2 separate regions of the Homo sapiens genome follow, and region 2 is linked to region 1. The links are chromatin loops, found by intact Hi-C in ENCODE. Cell type or tissue: transverse colon. All regions are shown on one strand. Each heading gives the region's core, and the rest is flanking DNA. Links, peaks and the distances in the headings are about the cores only.

Region 1 (11,139 bases), core at 3,532-8,531:
TCTCACCTGGTCCAGCTCCCGGACCCGAACAAGGGCACTGATCACTTTTCTGCCCCCCCACCCCCTCCCCCCTCCGCATTCCTGGCTCTCTGATTCTCTTTCTTCACTTGAAGGCTAGGAGCCTTCATCTTTGCTTTCCCAGAGCCTGGAAGAATACCTGACAGGTGTGGCGTAAGTGTTTGCTGAGGGAGGGAAGGTCTGTCTTTATAACGCAGGCAGAATGATTCTCATTTGCAGGGGGAGGGCGGGGAGGGCAGTGAGGTTCAAGAATACTGAGGGACAGTAACTTCACTTGGTGGGAAGTGGGGAGGGAAGTCAGGCCCAGTGAGAGTCAGGAGGGAAGCAATGACCAACAGCTTCTGAGAAAGAGAGATAGGGGGAGGCAGAGAGGGACGGAGGGAGAGAATGAGGGAGGGAGGGAGGGAGTGAGGGAGGGAGGGAGACACAGAGAAACCTGCATTTAAAGCATCCCTTCCTCTTAGGCCCTCATGAGCTGGGTTTCATCAAAGAGGAGACACTGATGGGGCTGCTGTGCCAGGTCCAGTGCAACATGGGCAAGGGAGCTGGGTCCTAGTGCCAGGAGGGACCCCCGCAAAGGTAATAGGAGAAAAGGCCCAGAGATATCAGGGGCTTAGAGAGATTATGAAATTATGGGCCCAGAGAGATTATGCTTATCTCTGTGTAACTCATACTAATTTCAGTGTAACAATGCAACACATGTTAATCTCAGCGCAACACATGTTAATCTTGGCGTAGCACTCTCAGTGATCTGGGCCCAGGATCAGAGGCCAAGAGTGATTATGGGATTTACCAAAAGTCACCCAGGGCTAACTATTCAGAGAGAAGGAAGTGGGATAGATGCTGTTTTACACCAAGGGGCAGTTGCAAACGTCCACACCCTTGGACTCAGTCACTCACCTTCTGGGCATTGATCCTAAGGAAATAGATGTTTGGTCAAAGATGCATGGACAACGATCTTTGTTGGTGTGTTATTTATACTACTGGGGAAATAGAAATAATCTAGAAATCCACCAACAATTAGTTAAATAAATGCTGGAATATCTAGATGGTAAATATGTAGAAATTAACATAGTTTAAAGAATTGTAAAATGGTACAGAAAAATTCTCAGGGTACAATCTTAGGCGAAAAGAGTAGGACATAAATCTGTATATACTAAAACATGTAGTTATATAATATCAATTACAATTATGTTAAGCTAATACACCCTGGAAAAATATATGCAGAAATAGTTTATAATGGCTAACTCTGGTTGGGGGAATATGTGATTATTATTTTATTTGTCTGTCAGTTTTCCTGATTTTCTCCGGAGAGTTTTGACTTAAAAACACCAAAAAGTAGATTTAGTTGAAGTGTTGGATGCAAATCTCTGTCCCCTGTATTATGTCTTTATTCTTTCCAAATCACCAAATATTTCCAATACCCATACTGGCAATTTTTCATAACTGTGTAAAATATGGTTTTGGTACAATCTAAAGATGTCACAGCTTTTCTTGTGGCTAACAGGACAGAGCCAAAAGTTAAGCTGTTGCTGAAAATGAAGGTTGTTCATAACTGGAATATGCAGGAACTCTGTCTCCTAAGCTTCTTAGGGGAGTTGGATTAGAGTATCCAGTGACCTGGTGCTGAAATGACAACAGAATGTGCCATGGAAGAGCATCACAGTTGCTGGGAGATATTATTACACTGCAATCAGCATGTGTTACATTGTCATAGGGAGATCAGCACATGTTACATTGTTATAATGAGATTAATATGTGTTATATTGTTACACTAAGCTTATCATGTGTTACATTGTTTTACGGAAATTAACATATATGTTTACTGATTTCAGTATTTTGAAGTTTTTAAAAAAGAGTTTCAAGTGCACCACCCACAATTTCAGAGTCAGAAAGTGTGCTTACAAAAGTCAGTTGAGAACCATTATCTTACACCATGATGCTGACGTTCAAATACTTTGGAAAGGGTGGGGTGAGGGACATGTGGCTTTTTGTTTCGTTTCCCTAAAGTCTCTTGATGAACCAGTAACTTGAGCCAATGAAAGGCTGAACACATTCTCCCTGATTCAGAAATGATCTTTAAAGATGGTCTAGGAAGACACCAGGGAAACAGCTTTGAAAGAGAAAGAAGGGATAAAAACAACCCTCCCATCTGACAATCAGTCTCCCGGCTCTGTTCTTCTTCCCTCCCTCCTTTAAGTCCAGTTAAAGTGCAGCCTGTTGGAAGGGATTAGAGCGAACGTGGTATTTCCACTTGACATTAAAATCATGAGTGAAGACATTAACTCAGACGAACAGCAGACTGAAGGCTACTGATGTCAGCTAGGGATGACTGTCAAAATCCTAATGCTCCCAGGAAACCCCTCTGGGGACTCTGGAGCCATGGGGTCACCCATCCACTCAGCAGCCATTCACCCAGCACCCAGTGCCCTTCCCCACAGGGCTGGGACCTCTGGTGAAATAATAATGGGAACCTTTTGTTCTGGTTAGGATTTTAAGAAGCAGCTTTATAAAGGTGTAGTTTTCATTCAGTCTAATGTACCCATTTGAATTGCACAGTCTTGTATGTTTTGACAAATGTATATACCTTATAACCACAACTACAATTAGGATATTGAACATTTCCATCACTTCCCAGAATTATCTTGTGTCTCTTCCCCCAACTCCAGGCAACCTCCGATCTGCTTTCCAGCACAAGGATTCGATTTATCATTTCATATTGCTTATTGCAGTGTTTTTGAGATTCATCCTTCTTGTAGTACATATCAACAGTTCTTTTGTATTGCTGATCAGTATTCCATTGCATGGATATACCAAAATTTGTTTCTCCATTCACCTGTTGACCCAATAGCTGTTTCCAATTTTCAGCTCTGAGAAATAAAACCATTATGATTATTGAGTCTTCATGTAGACTTGTGCATTGATTTCTCTTGGGTAAATATGTATAAGTGGAATGACTGAGTTGGATGGGTAAAACCTTTATAAGAAACTGCTAAAATGTTATCTGAAGGGGTTGTGCCATTTTATGTTCCCACCAGCAGTGGATGAGCCTTCCTGTTACTCCACATCCTTGGCAACACGTGGTATTATATCAACCATTTAAATTTTTGTCACCATTTTGGTGAACAATGGTATCTCACTGTTGGTTTTAGTTTTAATTTCCCTGGTGACAGTAACAATGTTGAAGATCTTTTCATGTGATTTTTGATGTTTTGGAACTCTTCTTTGGTAAAGCATGTGTTCATATATTTTGCTCATTTTCAAGTGGGCAGTTGGTCTTATTTTTGAGTTTTAAGAGTTCTTTATGTATTCTGAATTCACGTCCCCTCTCAAATGTGTTTTATAGGTATGTTCTCCATGTCTGTGACTTACCTTTTTATCTCCTTAACAATACCTTTTAAATAGTCACAGTTTTTAATTTTGATGAAATCCAATGTATCATTTGAAAAATGGTTTGTGATTCTGTATCTTTCCTATCCTAATGTTGCAAAACTTTCTCCTTTGCTTCTAGAAGTTTTAGAGTTTAGCTTTTATGTCTAGATACGTGGTCCATTTTGAGTTAATTTTTTGTATGGTATAATAAGGGTTGCCATTCACATTTTTCCATGTGGATATCTACTTTTTATGACACTACTTGTTGAAAAGACTATCCTTTCCTCATTGAATTACTTCAGCAACTTTTTGTTTTCTGGATTCCATTCTGTTCCATTGATCTGTGGGGCTGCCCTTATGCCAATCTCATGCTGTCTTTATTCCCATGTTTGAACATTGTTACAATCCTTGCTATGTACCAGGAATGGTTCCGGCTGCTTTATATATATTAATAACTTAACTCTGATTACATTTTCTTGGGGTAGGTGCTGTTATCATCCACTATTATATCCAGAACTTGAGGCTCAGAGAGGTTTAGCAACCTGGCTAAGGTTGCACAGTGAGTCAGAATTCAAGTCTAGGCACTCCGGCTCCAGAGTCTTGCTCTTAACCTTTGTGTTCTACTTCCTCTCCCCAGTGTTTCTGAGGCAAATACACATTCACATTTATCAAAAGAATATGCACATGCTCCCAAAGTTTTTCTCCCTTCATTTGTGTGAGCTGCCTGAGGTCACTGAGAGCCTCCAACAGCACTGGCACTGGGGCACAGAGAAGACAGAGCCAGGAGTCTCTGCCCTTGGGGAGCTTTATGGGCTGAATTGCATTCTCTCAAAAAAGGAAATATTGGAATCCTAATCTCCTATTCCCTAGAATGTGACCTTGTTTGGGAATGGGGTCTTTATTTTTAGGTGATTCAGTTAAAAAAATGTGACCTTGTTTGGGAATAGGGTCTTTATTTTTAGGTGATTCAGTTAAAATGACATCATTTGGATGGGCCTCAATCCATGATGACTGGTGTCCTTGAGCCAATGGAAAAGGGAAAGTGTGGACACGGAGACAGACACGCACACAGGCCTGTAATCCCAGCACTTTGGGAGGCCAAAATGGGTGGATTACTTGAGGTCAGGAGTTCGAGACCAGCCTGGCCAACATGATGAAACCCTGTCTCTACTAAAAAAAATACAAAAAGTAGCCAGGTGTGGTGGTGCATGCCTGTAATCGCAGCTACACGGGAGGCTGAGGCAGGAGGGAGGTTGAATCGCTGGAACTGGGATGCAAAGGTTGCAGTGAGCTGAGATTGTGCTACTGCATTCCAGCCTGGGTGACAGAGTGAGACATTCCACCTCAGAAAAACCAAAAACAAAAAAAGACATACACAGACAGAATGTCATCTGAAGATGAGGCAGGGGTTGGGATGATGCTTCTGCCAACTAAGAAACACCCAAGATCACCTGTAAGTTCCTGGAAGCTGGGAGAGAGGCACGGGACATTCTCCCTCACAGCCCTCAGGAGAAGTGAGCACTGCTGATGCTTTGCTCTCAGGCTTCTGGCCTTGAGAACTGTGATACAATAAATTCCTGTTGTTTAAGCCACGTAGTTTGTGGCACATTGTTTTGGCAGCCTGGGCAAACCAACACAAGGAGCTAACACCTGATGGAGGGCAGGGCTTGTAATGTTGCCTGCTAAATGATTGAATGTATGTAAAAAAAAGAAGGAAGGTAGTCTCCAAATATGTACAACTATTATATGACAATAAACAACATTTTAAAAAGGAAGAGCTGGAGGGCAAGAAAATATCGCCTAAAATTTAATTTATTTCAAATTTATCTCAATTAAAGCGTCCAAATTTGATGTAATGTGCTTTCATATTATTTCACATACATTACTTTATATACACTTTATTTATTGCTCATTGTCTATATTGTATTCAATGTGTATATCTCTCTATATAAACTGCATGCGGTACTCCGTGCATGGCAGGAGTTCCTGACTTTCTCAGGGACTACAGCGTCCTACATGAGTTCTTCCCTGTGCCAGGGTGAGCCTTTTGGTCGTAGAAGATGCCCCATTCTCTGTGTCCAACTCCAGGCCGGGGCCTTTTTAAATTCTTCTGATTTACATAATCCCCATCCTTGCCTGGCTTGATGCTTCTGGGTCTGTGGGCCGTGTGGACTGATTGTGCGCAGGGGCCCTAGAAGCCTACCAGGAGGAAGCCCTGTTGGTTGGGCTCTGCCTCCCTCAGGACGTCCTGTCTGACTGCTCCCTGCAGGGATCCCAGCCAAAGGCAAGAGCTCCCTCTTTAGTCAGCTGGTGTGATTTCCTCAACAGGCTTTACTAGAGCCGTACTCCGTTGAGCAACCATTAATGGTATTGAATGCATGACAACTACTATGGCCATTTCTTTAAACATGATGCATGACACACACTCTCTCTCTCCCTCCCTCCCCCTCTCTCTCTCTCTTTCTCTCTTTCAAATTTACATTTTAAAGCAACTCTATGAGGTTTCCCCTAATAACTCAGCCAAAGCGGTGCAGACAACTGAGACTCTTTCAGAGAGAAATGTAAATGCTGGGGCAAGATGTGGCCCAGATGAGGGCCACCCCGCAGGCATCCCAAACAGCTGTTTCCTAATCCTGACATGTTGGAATGGAGGAGTACCTGAGGAACCCTTGGCACATGAGCAATTGGTGACTTTCTAGTCAGAAGTTGGATTATTGTCAAAGTTTTAGCTGCAAAAGGATGGGAGAAAGGAGCAGAGAATGGTGTGATTATCACTGACGCAGCTCCCTCTGCAGAGAACAGAAGGCCAAGGTACATTACATGAAAAGCAATTTCACATTCCAGTATTACTTTTAGCTGCTGGTAATCCTGTTTTAAACATGCAAAGGCTAATCTTTACTTTCACAGATCTCTCTAAAAAGAAGCCAAGACCTTGGAAAGCTGTGGTTATTGCAAGTTAGTGAAATTTTAAAATTTATGTTCAGAGGACAGAGTGCCAGAAACAATTTTCTGCTTGGGACAGGCTCTCTCTAAGTTAAAAACGGAATATAATTCAATGAAACAAACTTTTTTGGGAATTTCTGCTTAAAAGATGAATGTGCATAAAAGGTATCGGTGTATCTGTTTGGGCCAAAGGTGTGAGAAATGAGAGTTGTGTTTTAAATAATGATCATCCCAGGGTGGCCCATGATCTCTAAGTATAACAAATTAAAATGTCTTGAGATATTTCAGCCAAAGTGCAAAACAGACATGGGTTTTCCTTCCATCCCATGCCAACTGGGATGGAAGGAAAGGCTGGCAGCAGACAGGCTTTTCCAAGTTCTCCAGTCCTGTGGACGTCTCCTCCACTTGGGTCACTTTACAAGCTTGGCTTGAGGCCGTAGCTTCTGCAGTTTCTAAGTGAAGCACTCCCCCTCATGCTCTTACTCTTCTCAAAAAAGGCAAAATGTGGTTCTCAACAGGTTTGTGAGGATACATTCATATTGTTCTTGGAAATTTGGGCAAGTAGAAAAAAAAATAGCTCTTCAAGGAGCAGAGAAAGAGACACTGGATGTCCAGATGACTTAGGAGTCAGGGCTTCCATAGCAGGAGCATCGAGTTGGCAGAGGGCAGTGGGCAGTGGGAACAGCCGCCACTTAGAACTGACACAAGGGGATGGTAAATGCTGTCTCCACCCTGCATCCCATGAGCCACATCCGCACTTTCCTTTGGTGAGTGAAGCTGGTGGGGCCGGACACAGGGGAGCCAAAGGATGTTATCAGAGGGATGGGGAGTAAATCAGGAAAATTTGGTGGGAAGTAAAGACTCAGGAGCACATCCCAAGAGTCAGAGGGTGAGCTGCAGGAACGGACTTGTGGGTATGTCCTTGGCCAAACTCAAAAATAGAGCTACTTACTTAAAAGATATTATTCAGAGCTTGGGGTGGGTGGGAGTGGAAACTGCAGGGGAATGTGCTTCCAGGGCAAAACCCCACCTTTTCTGCTTGGGGATGCTGGGGCACTGACTCTGTTTCTTCCCTTCCTCATCCCCACCCAGTCCTCACCCCATGAGGATAACCTGTCATAACCAGAAGTATTAGTTCATTCTCATGCTGCTATAAAGAACTGCCGAAGACTGGGTAGTTTACAAAGGAAAGAGGTTTAATTGACAAAGTTCCACAGGGCGGGGGAGGCCTCAGGAAACTTACAATCATGGTGGAAGGGGAAGCAAACTCATCCTTCTTCATGTGGTGGCAGGAAGGAGAATGAGTGTCCAGTGAAGGGGGAAGTCCCTTATAAAACCATCAGCTCTCATGAGAACTCACTCACTATCATGAGAACAGCATGAGGGTAACTGCTCCTATGATTCAATTACCTCCCACCGGTCCCTCCCATGACACATGGGGATTGTGGGAACTATAATTCAAGGTGAGATTTGGGTGGGGACACAGAGCCAAACCATATCAACGAGAGTCCACATTTCTCTGCCTGCTTCCTGCTCAGGCAATGGTAACACTAATGCTTTTGATCTAAGCTCTGAACATGAAAAGCCATTTAGCCTGAGTTTTAACTTCTCAGATCTGGGGATGCCACCCAGCTCAGACTGAGCTCAGGCCCCCAGGGGTTTGGGTTGGGAGCCAAGGGGAAAATCTAGCTTTGTTTCTGCTTGCTACAACCCTCATTTCTCCTAAGGTCCTGTAACATTTGTTAAATAAACTGGGGACTTGATCTAGTATTTTAGTGGAGGAAGGGTGTAGTTTCTTCTAGTCTGTGACCTATAGAAATGCCATAGAATCATTATTTATCAATGAAAAAGGAATGTCTGTCAAGGGAAATTAATTGAACTCAGTCCTTTCGAGGCCAGTTCTAGAGCACATGTCAGTGTGATGATTCACAGGGAAAACCGGCCTCTCTCCAAGCCTTGTGACAACGCTGTTTCTACCCTTGTCACCCTCTGCCATTATCTATTTTGTCTACAGCAGTCAGAGGGATTTAAAGCATGACCTGGCACTCTCCTTTTAACACCCCTGTCCACTAAAAGCCTTATAGACAGCAAAGAAAACAATCAACAGAGTGAAGAGAAAACCTACAAAATGGGAGAAAAGATTTGCAAACCATATTTGAATCCCCTCAAGCCCCATGCCCCCCCACCAGCCCCTTGGCCCCTCAAGCGGCAGCCACATCCTTGCCCCTGCCTTGGGCTGCTGCAGACATCCCTGTCACCTCTCAGATTCTTGCTGTCTGTCCTAGAGGGAGACCCATTGGCTCAAATCAACAAGCTCCCTGCCCTCTGACCTCTAGGCGGCTTCAGCAGAAATCAGAAATCAGAGGTCAGAAATCAGAAGGCAAAAGAAAGAGAATGAGGCCAGGGGTTGGTTTCTTGGTTCACTTTCTACAGAGACATTTTGCCTGGCTTTGTCCCTCTATCAAAGGTTGCAGCTCCTGATAGGTGGCGTACCCACCCTACATGCCCTCGGCTGCCCTGAATTAATCTGCCTTCGAGCTGCTCAGGTTCACTGTGTCCCTCTTTCCCAAAGGTTTTTCTTTCAGCAGCTTCTTTTGCCTGACATGCTCTTCCCAGACAGCTGGGCTCACCTGGAGCCTGACCACAATATTTAAAATGGCAACTGCCCCCGTCTCTCCATTCCCCTTTCTCTGCTCTACTGTTTTCTCATAACATCCTTCACCTTCTAAAACACTGTGTGGGGTACTCCCTTGTTACACTGTCTGTGACCCCATGAGGAGCTCTCCTTCTCCACAGCAGAGACCTTTGTCTGTTTTGTCCACTGGCACAGAGCAGGGGCCCAAGTGAGCACTTGCTGAGTGCTGGAGGAAGAAGCATCCTGGCCTTGGGCTCGTCTTCTAGTCTTTGAGAGGTAGCAGGGCAGCTTCGGCATTTTCCATGTCTGCTTCTCTTCAGGAATATTAATAACAAGAGTAACTGCGTGAGTTTCCCAGGGCTGCCGTGATAAGGTCCCACAGACAGAGCGGCTTCAGCAATAGAAACGTGTTGTCTCACAGTTCTGGAGGCTGGAAGTCCAAGATCAAAGTGTCTGCAGGGCCCTGCCTCTGGAGGCGCCAGGGAAGGGTCTGTTGCAGGGCCCTCTCCTGGCTTCTAGTGTGTTTTGGCTTTCAGCAGCACAATTCTAATTTTTAGAGGGCGTTCTGCCTGTGTGTATGCCTGCATCTAAATTTTCCCTTTTCATAAGGACAGTCGTATTGGATTAGGGGCCCACCCTATTCCAGTATAACCGTATCTTACCTTAACTAATTACAACTGCAATGATCCTATTTCCAATTCAAGTCACATTCCGAGGTACTAGGGACTTCAACACATGCATTTTGAGGAGGTGCAATTCAACCCATAACAATAGTGAACATTTATTGAGTATGTTCTCTATGCCAAGCACTGTGAATTACAGTATGATTCCCATGACAATACCTGCTGAGGCTTAGATCTGTTATTATTGCCACTTTCACTAAGAGAAAAATGGGTATCAGAGAGGTTAAGTGACTAGCTCAAGGTCACCCAGCTAGCAGCTGCGGGGCCAGTATGAAACAGAGCCCAGATGATCTATCACCCTGCTTTCTCCCTTTTACCACGTTCTGCTCTCACACGGGCTGGATCCAGTGTCCTGAGTTCCAGCAGTAAACTCTGAGGCCTTTGATTCTGAAATTGTCGAATTTATTGGGAAGCAATGGAGACTACAGGCAACAGAAACCATAAGGATTTTTTTTTTTTTTACTACAAGTCAAGAGCATATTCCATTCTTGCTAATTATGAAAATGTACTGCAGTGAATCAGAATGACTTCCTGTGAATTCTGACCCCTGATTTGTAAAAGCACAGAGTCTGTGCTTCTCAAGAGTGAGCCCTCACCCCACAAAGCTCCTGCCCCACATGGCCTGAATGACGCTCACTGGAAGTTCACTCATCAGAGAGTTAACACTGTGCCAGGCAAATCAATTTGGAAAACCAGCTGTTTCTGAAAGATGGCGATTATTTACAGTTCCCCAAGCTGATGACTGACGCCCTGAGCCAAAATTAATTGCAGATCAAATGAGCAAAGATGTCTTTCCCCTCTCAACTTTATTAGCCTCCTGAGCCATTTTAATAGACTGTCAAAATCTCATAAGAGGAATGAAAAAAATTGGAAAGTCTTTTTGGATAAGCAATCACTTCAAAGGGCTGGATGAAATATATAGACATATATTTGTGTGTTTATTACATATGTAACTGTATATATATAAATATATTTATTGCCTTCTTTTCAAATATATTTCAAGATATATAATATATTTTGTATATTATATAAATATATAAAATATATTTTATATATTATAAATTTTATATATTTATATATTTTATATCAATAAATATATAAAATATATCTACATATTTTATTTCCTTGTTTTCAAATACATAATATATAAACATTATAATATATTATGCATATTATATATATAACCTATATAAATATGATATTTTTATATATACATAACTTTGGAAAGTGCAAGGAACTTACCTTATATTGATGCTCTGTGAGGAACAGGGGAGTGGCTTTCACACACTTTGGATTTTGTTTCCATAATTCTGTCAGATGCTGTATTAGTTTCCTATTGCTGCTGTAGCGAGTTACCACAGACTCAGTGGCTTAAAACAACCCAGGTGGATTATCTTATAGTTTTGGAAATCAGAAGTCTAGAATAGATCTTGCAGTGCAAACACGATGGTGTCTGCAGGGCTGGTTCCTTCTGGAGGCTCCAGGGCA
Region 2 (8,069 bases), core at 1-5,000, 190 kb after region 1:
CCTTGATGACGTGCAGGGGCTTGCTGGGGTTGTTTCTGTCCAGATAGTTGATGTACCCGGACAGGGAGACACTGAGCAGGTGGTCCTTCTGCCATAGGCAGCCCAGCTGCTGGTCCAGAACCGTGGAGCCCATGGGAAATGTGCTGACCACGGAGTTCACGCTGACGTCCCAAATCTTGGAAGTTTTGTCCCCAGAAGCAGAAAGCAAATGGGTGCTGTCGGGACTCCAACTAATCTATTCAGAAAAAAGCAGTGTGTCATGTGCCAGAGGACTACAGACTGGAGAGAGACCCCAAAAAGCAGCTTGTCCACTGCGACTGTTTGAGTAGGACAGAAGGAGCCCAGAGAGAGGGTGGGACATGAGTGAGGCCAAGGACAACACCCGCCTCCAGGTCTCCCGTTCCAGCCACTACCTTCTCCCATCACCTTATTGCGACCTTAAAGCTTTTCTGGGCAGATATAAAACCGCCCCGACTTATAGCCCCTCATTTCAAGTTTTTGTCTAACTCCGGAGTGAGTGTGGATGGACTGACACGTGGACTCGGCCAAATTCCCACCACTAGGCCGGGAAACACGCTCATACTCACTGCGTAAATCCCACCGTCGTGGGCCTTGCTTCCGCCCAGCGCGCACACCTTCTCCCCAGTCTTCCCGTCATAGATGTATATCTTCCAAGAAATAAAAACATGTGGGTCATGTGTGTGTGAACACCCTCTGGAGTAAGCAGTTTCTCCATGGACTGTGGCTGTAGAAAACCGGGGCTCACAGACTAAGCTCCCAGTGTGGTTTAAAAGCAGACATGCATTTACTGGGCTCTGACGACGAGTCTGCAGATGTGGGGAGGGCGATGTCTAAGTTCTGCATGTCAGGACTAGCATTAGGCAGCCTGCGGCTCTGAGCAGTCACGGGAGCAGGCAGACAAGCCATTCCCCACCCCAAAACCCATCCCAGTTCTTACCTGGCCGTCAGCACTGGCTGTGGCAAATCTGTTCCCATCAGGAGAGAATCGCACACAGTTGACAAAGCGGCTGTGGTCCTGCAGGAAAACAATTACCTGCCTGATGAGGGGCCGCAGGCCTGACTCTAGGTTCAAGAATGCTCTCTATGAAACACAGCTTGCAGCTCCAGCTGTTCATCAGTGTGAACTGTTAGTCCACTGGAAAATTTCAGAGCTTAAAAAAACATCCTGGGCAGTCCCTTAGTGGAGGGGCAGGAGTCTGCTCCAGCCTGCCTGCCATGCTGACCGCTCTACCTGCTGGGAAAGCTGATTAGCCCGAGCGAAGGCAGACCACCTCCAGTTATGCCCCCCCCAGTGAGGTGCCCCCAGCAGCTGCCCTCTTCCCTCTGGGCTCTGAAAGAGCTCAAGCCCCAATCCTTAAGCTTCACGATGGCTGAGACCAGGAGGCCTCTTCCTGGAGGCACCAGCCCTGTCTGGCTCTGTTGCCCAGGCTGGAGTGCAGTGGCACAATCTCTGCTCACTACAAGCTCCGCCTCCCGGGTTCACGCCATTCTCCTGCCTCAGCCTCCCGAGTAGCTGGGACGACAGGTGCCCGCCACCACGCCTGGCTAATTTCTGTATTTTTAGTAGAGATGGGGTTTCCCTTTGTTAGCCAGGATGGTCTCAGTATCCTGACCTCATGTTTCCCCGCTTTGGCCTCCCAAAGTGCTGGGATTACAGGAGTAAGTCACTGCGCCTGGCCAATAATTAACTTTTAAACAAAGTTAATGATTATGACCTTCATCAAGAACAAGAGCCTGAGCGACTAAAAGGAAATGACATGACTTCCAGGGGCGACTCTGTTACTCGAATAAGGAAATGAATGCATTCTTTCCGCAGTCAACAAGAGTTTGTATCAGAGACTGATCCTTAAATAAGCAGTTGTAAAGCTGCCAACACCTGCCCTGCCCTCTTGCTGCCCACCTGCAGGCGGCGCTAACCCGGCAAATGCACATCCAGTGCTAACAACTCTCTTGGCACAGGAAGGGCTCGCTGCTCAGCAGGTACGAACACTAACCTTCAGGAAAAGCAATTCAACCCCAAGGCGGATAAGCTGCCCCGCGCTCTAAGTAAATCACGGACTTAATTTTAAAGCATGAGCTACCTGTGTGGGGGACCTGCCTGTGTTTGATTGTGTAATGTTTTCAGTTGAATTGTGCCTCTCCAAAAGACATGCTGAAGTCCCAACCCTGGGACCCAATGAGACCTTATTCAGAAACAGGGTCTTTGCAGATGCAGTCCAGTTAAAATGAGGTCATTAGGGCAGGCTGTAAATCCAGCAGGACTTGGTGTCCTTTTAAGAGGGAAATCTGGACACAGATACAGAGTTGGGGTGAAGCTGGAGGCAGAGATGGGAGTTCTGCTCACAAAAAGTAACCCCCAGGGCTGTCAGTATCTGGGAAAGACAAGGAAGGACTCGGAGTGCGTCCCTGCCCACACCTTGACTACAGACTTCTGACTTCCAGAGAATAAATTTCCATTGTTTAAGGCACCCAATCTGTGGCTTAACAAACTTTGTTATGGCAGCTGCGGCACACTAACACATGTCATCAATGCTGCCTCTGACACTCATGTAATAACCCACCAAGGTGAGCTGTGCCCATTTCACCAATGAGGAAACATAGGCCCAGAAAGAGGAATCAGGTGCCTGGGGGTCCCAAGGGCCACACTCAAGGAAATCGATGTCCCCACAAAGTCCGTCAGAGTCAGCAGAAGATACAGACACCGTTCAGTCTGGCAATGTCCCCAGGGCAGGCAGTTCTCGTAGAGAGGCCACTCCCCGCCCCAGAAATCTCTCTAGGCCCAAGAGTGATGCGACCCCAGACCTGTGGCACAAAAGCAACCCTGGGCTTCCTGCACTTCAAAGATTAAACCATTTCCTCCAGCCAACAACCCAAACTTGCTTGCCTCAGGTAAGCCCTCCTCAGGGTGCTGCCAAGACCTGCTCACGGCTGGGGTCAGGCTGGACACAGGCCCAGCAGGCCCTGGCCCTGCACCTGAACCAGGATCTCCCACCTCATTGACCCGTGTTTTAACTTAGATGAAAGCCGGAGAAATCACACATTCTGACAAGGGGAGTCCCAGTGCTCCTCGGGAGCTACTGAGGGCGACGACAGTCACGTTTCCATCCCAGTGGATGAGCAGATTGTCCTCCCTGCCTCATTTCAGGGAGTGCTGTCATGGTGCTTGCATTCCGTTCTATGACTGAAGAGCTCGTCCTCTGTAGGTTGTGGTCACCGCCCAAGAGGACAGGGATGGAAGCACCAGGCTGGCTCAGTCTGAACTTGGGCTCAGGTCTGTGATCAGCTCATGAGCGATGGGGCTGGCGAGCCCTTTGCCTGCCCCCCGCACCTGGGTGCTGCAAGGCTTGGCCAGGCAAGGCAGTGCCAAACTACAAGGCGTGCAGTACCCAGGCGGGCCCAGGGCTCACTAGGAGATGGAACGGGGAACACAGGACTGGACGGTCGTCTCTGGCTATGGTGCTAGAGGTCACCCTTCCTTGTGTTTAAGCGCAGTTCTGCATCTTGCTTCTTTAGTTCCTTTTGTACCTTTTTCACTAGTTCTAAGGCTGGTCTTCTTTGCTTAAATGGTCTGTGTTCTAAGTTTTCTAGCACTTCTAGGTATGTGAAGTTGGGGAAAGCAGTTTCCCCAGAAGGCCCGATCCACTCAGCTGCTGAGAGTGAAAACCAACTTTCCAGATGGGGCTCCAGGGCCCTCCAGAGACGCTTTACCCCCCGAGGGGCCATGGAGAGCCTGCGGGCAAATTCTTCACAGGAGAACACCAGGCCTGGAGCAGCGGGTAACTCAAAGCCACATCACCTGCACGAATCTGGTCTCCAGTTTCCTGTCCAGAGCTCTCGTCTCAGCTGCGCTGGCTCCTGGGCCTTGGGCAGCTGCTCAGCAAGCCTGGGGGTGCTCCAGCCCAGAGTCATCCCAGAGGTCAGATCCCTAACTCCGCAGGCCCATTTGCATCCCCCCTTCTGCTGTTACCCACCATGAGGGAGCCGTCATGCACTGAGGGCCTGTTCCCGTCGGGGTTAGCCGATGGGGTCCACCTCCTATCTGTGTCAACATGGCCCACGGTCCCTTGTCCATGTCAGTCCATAGGGTCCACATTCCCTGTGTCAAAGGGCCTCACAGGGCAGTTCCCGAGAGAGCTGCAGGAAGGAGCCGGCTGCAGTGAAGGCAGTGGTGGGAGGGCCTGAGGCAAAGCACTTCTAGACCCCCTGTTGGGCGGGGGGTGGACAGGGGTGTATGCACCACTACTCCTTCCAGATGAGGCCACACAACCTTGACCATGACATAACCACAGCTCGAATCCTAGACCTCTGACCAGCACATCGAGTTCTCTCGCTGCCGAACTCCGCTTCCTTGGCCAGCACAGCCTCGCCTTGCCGCTGACTTCGCACTGGCTCCTCCAAGCCAGCCTGAGCTTCCTTGAAGTGCAGTGGGCCAGGGAGATGGCTGGGCCTGGCTGACCCCTGGGTCCTTCTGACGAATGAGTTAAGAACTAAGAGAAAAGAGCTCACCCCAAATGCCCGAATCACCCAAGCCCAGATGAGTGGGTGGGACAGTGGACGCTGATGGCTCTTGCTACAAAATGGAGGAAACTAATCAGCCACTGTTCAATTCCAACCTGTCACAAGTGCCCATTTCAGTGGCTCCCTGAGGTCAAAACATGGACATTCCTACTCCAGTTCCAGGTCCCAGAAGCGAGGACATTCCTGCTCGCGCAAACCCCAGGACCCCAAATCCAAGTCTGTGGTTCACCTCTGCCGACGCCTCCCACAGGCTCTGGCAGGGTGGTGTCATGTGTCCCTCCCTGGCCCCAGAACCCAGCAGGGGCAAGGGAGGGGCCCGGCACAGTCCAGGGACACAGATGCCCCTCGAGTAGCTCATCCCCATCACCTTTTCCTGCACCTCGAGCCAAGGAGTCCAAATGCAGACACTGATGTCTGCTCCTGAAATAGCCCCTTCAAAGAGAGAAGCCGCGAAAAGCCCATTAACCAAAAAAAGCGAGGGCTAAAAATAGCCCTTTCCACACGGAGGCCCGGCCAGTGAACAAAGAGGGAGAGGGATTGGGGAACCTCCCGGGGAGTTCAGGGGCAGCAGCTTCCTGAGGCTGCCCTCACCGGCCCCCTGCCTCTGCCCCACCCCAGCCAACCAGCGGGGCTGCAGCAGTCTCAGTCCAGCCTCATCCCTGGTGGACAACTGACGGTGTCCGGTCCACACTCCTGCCTGTCCTCCCTTGCAGCCAACACATAGCCAAGACTGACCTGTATCAACGAGCCCCCCTCCCCACAGTCCTCACTCCCTCCCACCAATATGCTCCCTCTCACCACCGAGGAAACCGAGGCTTGAAGCACTGAGGTCATAATTAAGTACCACACCCATGTCAACATCACAGAGCGACAGAGCGCTGCAGGCCCCAGCTGGCCTGTCTCCAGCACACACATGCTCACTACCTACCTAGTCAGCTCAGGAACCCTCTGGGAGCCCACCCCATTCCCCCCAGCCTCAGCTGACCCTGTACACAAGAGGACCACAAGCCCACCCTTAGGCTGTTCACATGCCTATGAGCTGGTAGAAGGGGACAGGCTCTCGGTCCCCTGTGCCCAGTCCCACCCCACACAAGCCCAGCACGGGCCTCCACGACCCTTGGTCAATGGGTGTTCCCAAAACACCTTTACACCGTGACCTGCGAGGCTGGCTCTGGACCATCCTTCAGCCCACCCATCCCCCGCAGCAAACTTCCCTGCAAAGTGCCCTGGGGCAGCCCTGCAGCCCGGTCCACTTAGTTGGGCTGAGGGGCACGAAGGAGCTACCCACCCAACTGCCTCTCCCGTCACCCGGGACGGGTCAGCTCAGTCACCATGTTCCCTGGAGAACAAGGACCATATGAAGGGACAAGAGGCTCATCCTAACTAACCGTCCTTGGGGCACCTACTGGCCATGTGACCTGGGCCAGGTCACCCTCCCTGCTGTCAGCCCCCAGTTTTCAGGAGTCAGCCATCAGCCCAGTGAAGAGCAAGGCCAGTCGACAGGAGGGGTGGCGCGTGCTGAAGACAAGGGAGGCGGTCCTGCATGCCCATCACAGGGGCATGGCCCAGGCAGCCACCATACATGCCAGAAGGGCTGAAACATCTGCTCTCTGCCCTGTCTTGAGTGAGGAAATATGAAAAAGAAAAACCACCAGAAACCTTGCCTGTTTTGAGCTCAAATTTTCCTTATCTATCAGGAAGGCAGCACTTCCGGTAACAGCCACAGCTGAGGTTTCCAGCCCTGCTTGGCTCCAGCCTCAAGTGGGAGAACTATGTGAGGTATGAGGTCCCCGCAGGGCAGAGGCAATGGAACAGAGGGAGCAGTGGCACCCCAGTGAGGGAAGCCAGAAGTCTTCCGTGCTGAACATTTTTCCACCTACAATCACAGCTTGTTAGATCTGGCAGTGAGTTCTCAGTTCTGCATCATAAGGCTGAGCCCCCAGGACGACATGCTGCTCTAAGTAACCATTTCATTAGACACAAACTATCCAGTGCACCACCAACTCCTGGGACCTAGGACATGCACACAGCTGTGAGCCACACTCCAGAGGGGGCGTGTGGTCATCCTAGACCACCAAACCAACTGCTCACCCGACCGGAGGAAGCGGATGGCCAGAGAGGCAAAGAACCTGGCCCAAGTAATGCGCATGGCGAAGGCAGACAACAGAGAGAAACTCAGTGGGGCCTTTAAACCCATCCAGGAGTACCTATCCCAGGAGCCTGCCTGGCATGAAGACATCCCCATGGGTGAGATGGGGGAAGGCAGGGAGATGGTCTCGCCACCCTCCCTTTTTCAGGCCACGGTCAGACCCTCTGAGGGGAACCTACCCCTGGGTTCGCAAAATGCCAGTGCTGGAGACCCGAGACCACGGTGCCCAGGGTCTCCTTTCAGAACCGTTCTCCTGTAACCCCGGAAGTTACTTCCGCAGGTCACCTACCGCGTCTTCAATGTCACTGGGTAGGAATGAGCCGGCACCCAGGCTTATTCCAGGCCAAATGTTCCTCCACTCCCATCTTCCTGGAGCCTCATTCAGGCAAATGAAGACCAAAGCTGGGCTACGGTCCCTCAGGACGAGGGGCACACAGGGAATGCTGCTTGCATTTCAGCTCAGGCACAGCATCATGGAGTTCTGCTTCAGCTTGTACTGAAACGCCTTCAGAACATGCCTTGTTCCTTTTCAAGGCAGCAGCTCCAACACGACCCAGCTGGTCCCTCCGCAGTCATACGCCAGTCCCTCTCCCACCTGGGTAACTAGGGAAGCACCTGCCACCCCAGCGCTGCACCCCCAAGCTCAGGGCAGCTTCCTGGTCCCGGCCACAGGGGGCCTCTGCAGGGAGTGGGTGCAGAAGGCGCAGATGAAGACAGGCCCGAGTTGCCACCACAGCTGCTCATTCTCAGGAGGCGAGGGGCGGCAGGCAAGGCCACCAAGGCCTGAGCGCTGGTGCGGAGGCAAAGGCAGCCCAGACTCAGCCGTCATGTGCTGCAGAATGAAAGATCTGGGGAAAAAAGACCACTGCTATGTGGATTTCACAGCAAGTGGAACTTAATTCCCTCTAAAATAAAAAATGCCCACATATGGTTTTAAAATCTTTTACTATAACAGGCTCAATTAATTCCTGAGAACTTCCACATCCCAGGCTTTCCGACCACATCAGAAGAGCCCACATACGGGAGGAAGCCCAGCGATGCTCAGCCCACCATGTCCTCAAAGCTGACTGTGGCTGGGCCTCATGTTAGCACTCACACCTCCTCTCACTTCCCCCAGCCTGCACGCGCTCCCTTTGTCTTGGGGTTGGTCATGGAGAGCACGACCGCAGCTTTCCTCTGGGGTCCGGAGGGCTTAAGTGCAGATACACACCAAAGTGTATCTGCAACTCAGAAGGTATTTGGGGGCAGGTGTGGGGTCCCTGAGCACCCTTCCTGTCCTTCCTATGCGTGGGCAGTTGAGTCCGCACATGTCTCCTGAGCATGTGGATGGTCACTGCTGCCTCTCACACCCTCCCTGTGGCTGAGGGTGCAGCACGCAAGG

The links. Hi-C counts contacts between places; a loop is a spot of excess contacts. Peaks named below come from ENCODE experiments on the same cell type or tissue, not always from the same donor. Only the 100,000 strongest peaks of a DNase experiment are listed, where the experiment ranks them.
Region 2: a loop joins it to region 1, with 8 times the contacts of the local background. A loop is called at or near these places in 1 of 110 quality-filtered maps.

Annotation. Positions count from the first base shown.
Region 1 is chr4:9,893,163-9,904,301 of GRCh38, forward strand. The region is part of intron 8 of SLC2A9 (solute carrier family 2 member 9); the gene reads right to left. Among named protein-coding and RNA genes, the nearest start is that of SLC2A9-AS1, 89 kb to the right of the region's middle. In transverse colon, for the core only: a CTCF peak has its summit at 5,694; a DNase peak (open chromatin) is centred at 5,652.
Region 2 is chr4:10,087,706-10,095,774 of GRCh38, forward strand. WDR1 (WD repeat domain 1) reads right to left here. Exons shown (of 15, transcript NM_017491.5): 6 at 959-1,036; 7 at 588-668; 8 at 2-235. Among named protein-coding and RNA genes, the nearest start is that of MIR3138, 13 kb to the left of the region's middle. RefSeq lists enhancers at 3,490-4,260, 6,575-7,345, 7,923-8,069. In transverse colon, for the core only: a CTCF peak has its summit at 1,927 (motif pointing right); a DNase peak (open chromatin) is centred at 1,916; H3K27ac peaks cover 3,241 bases.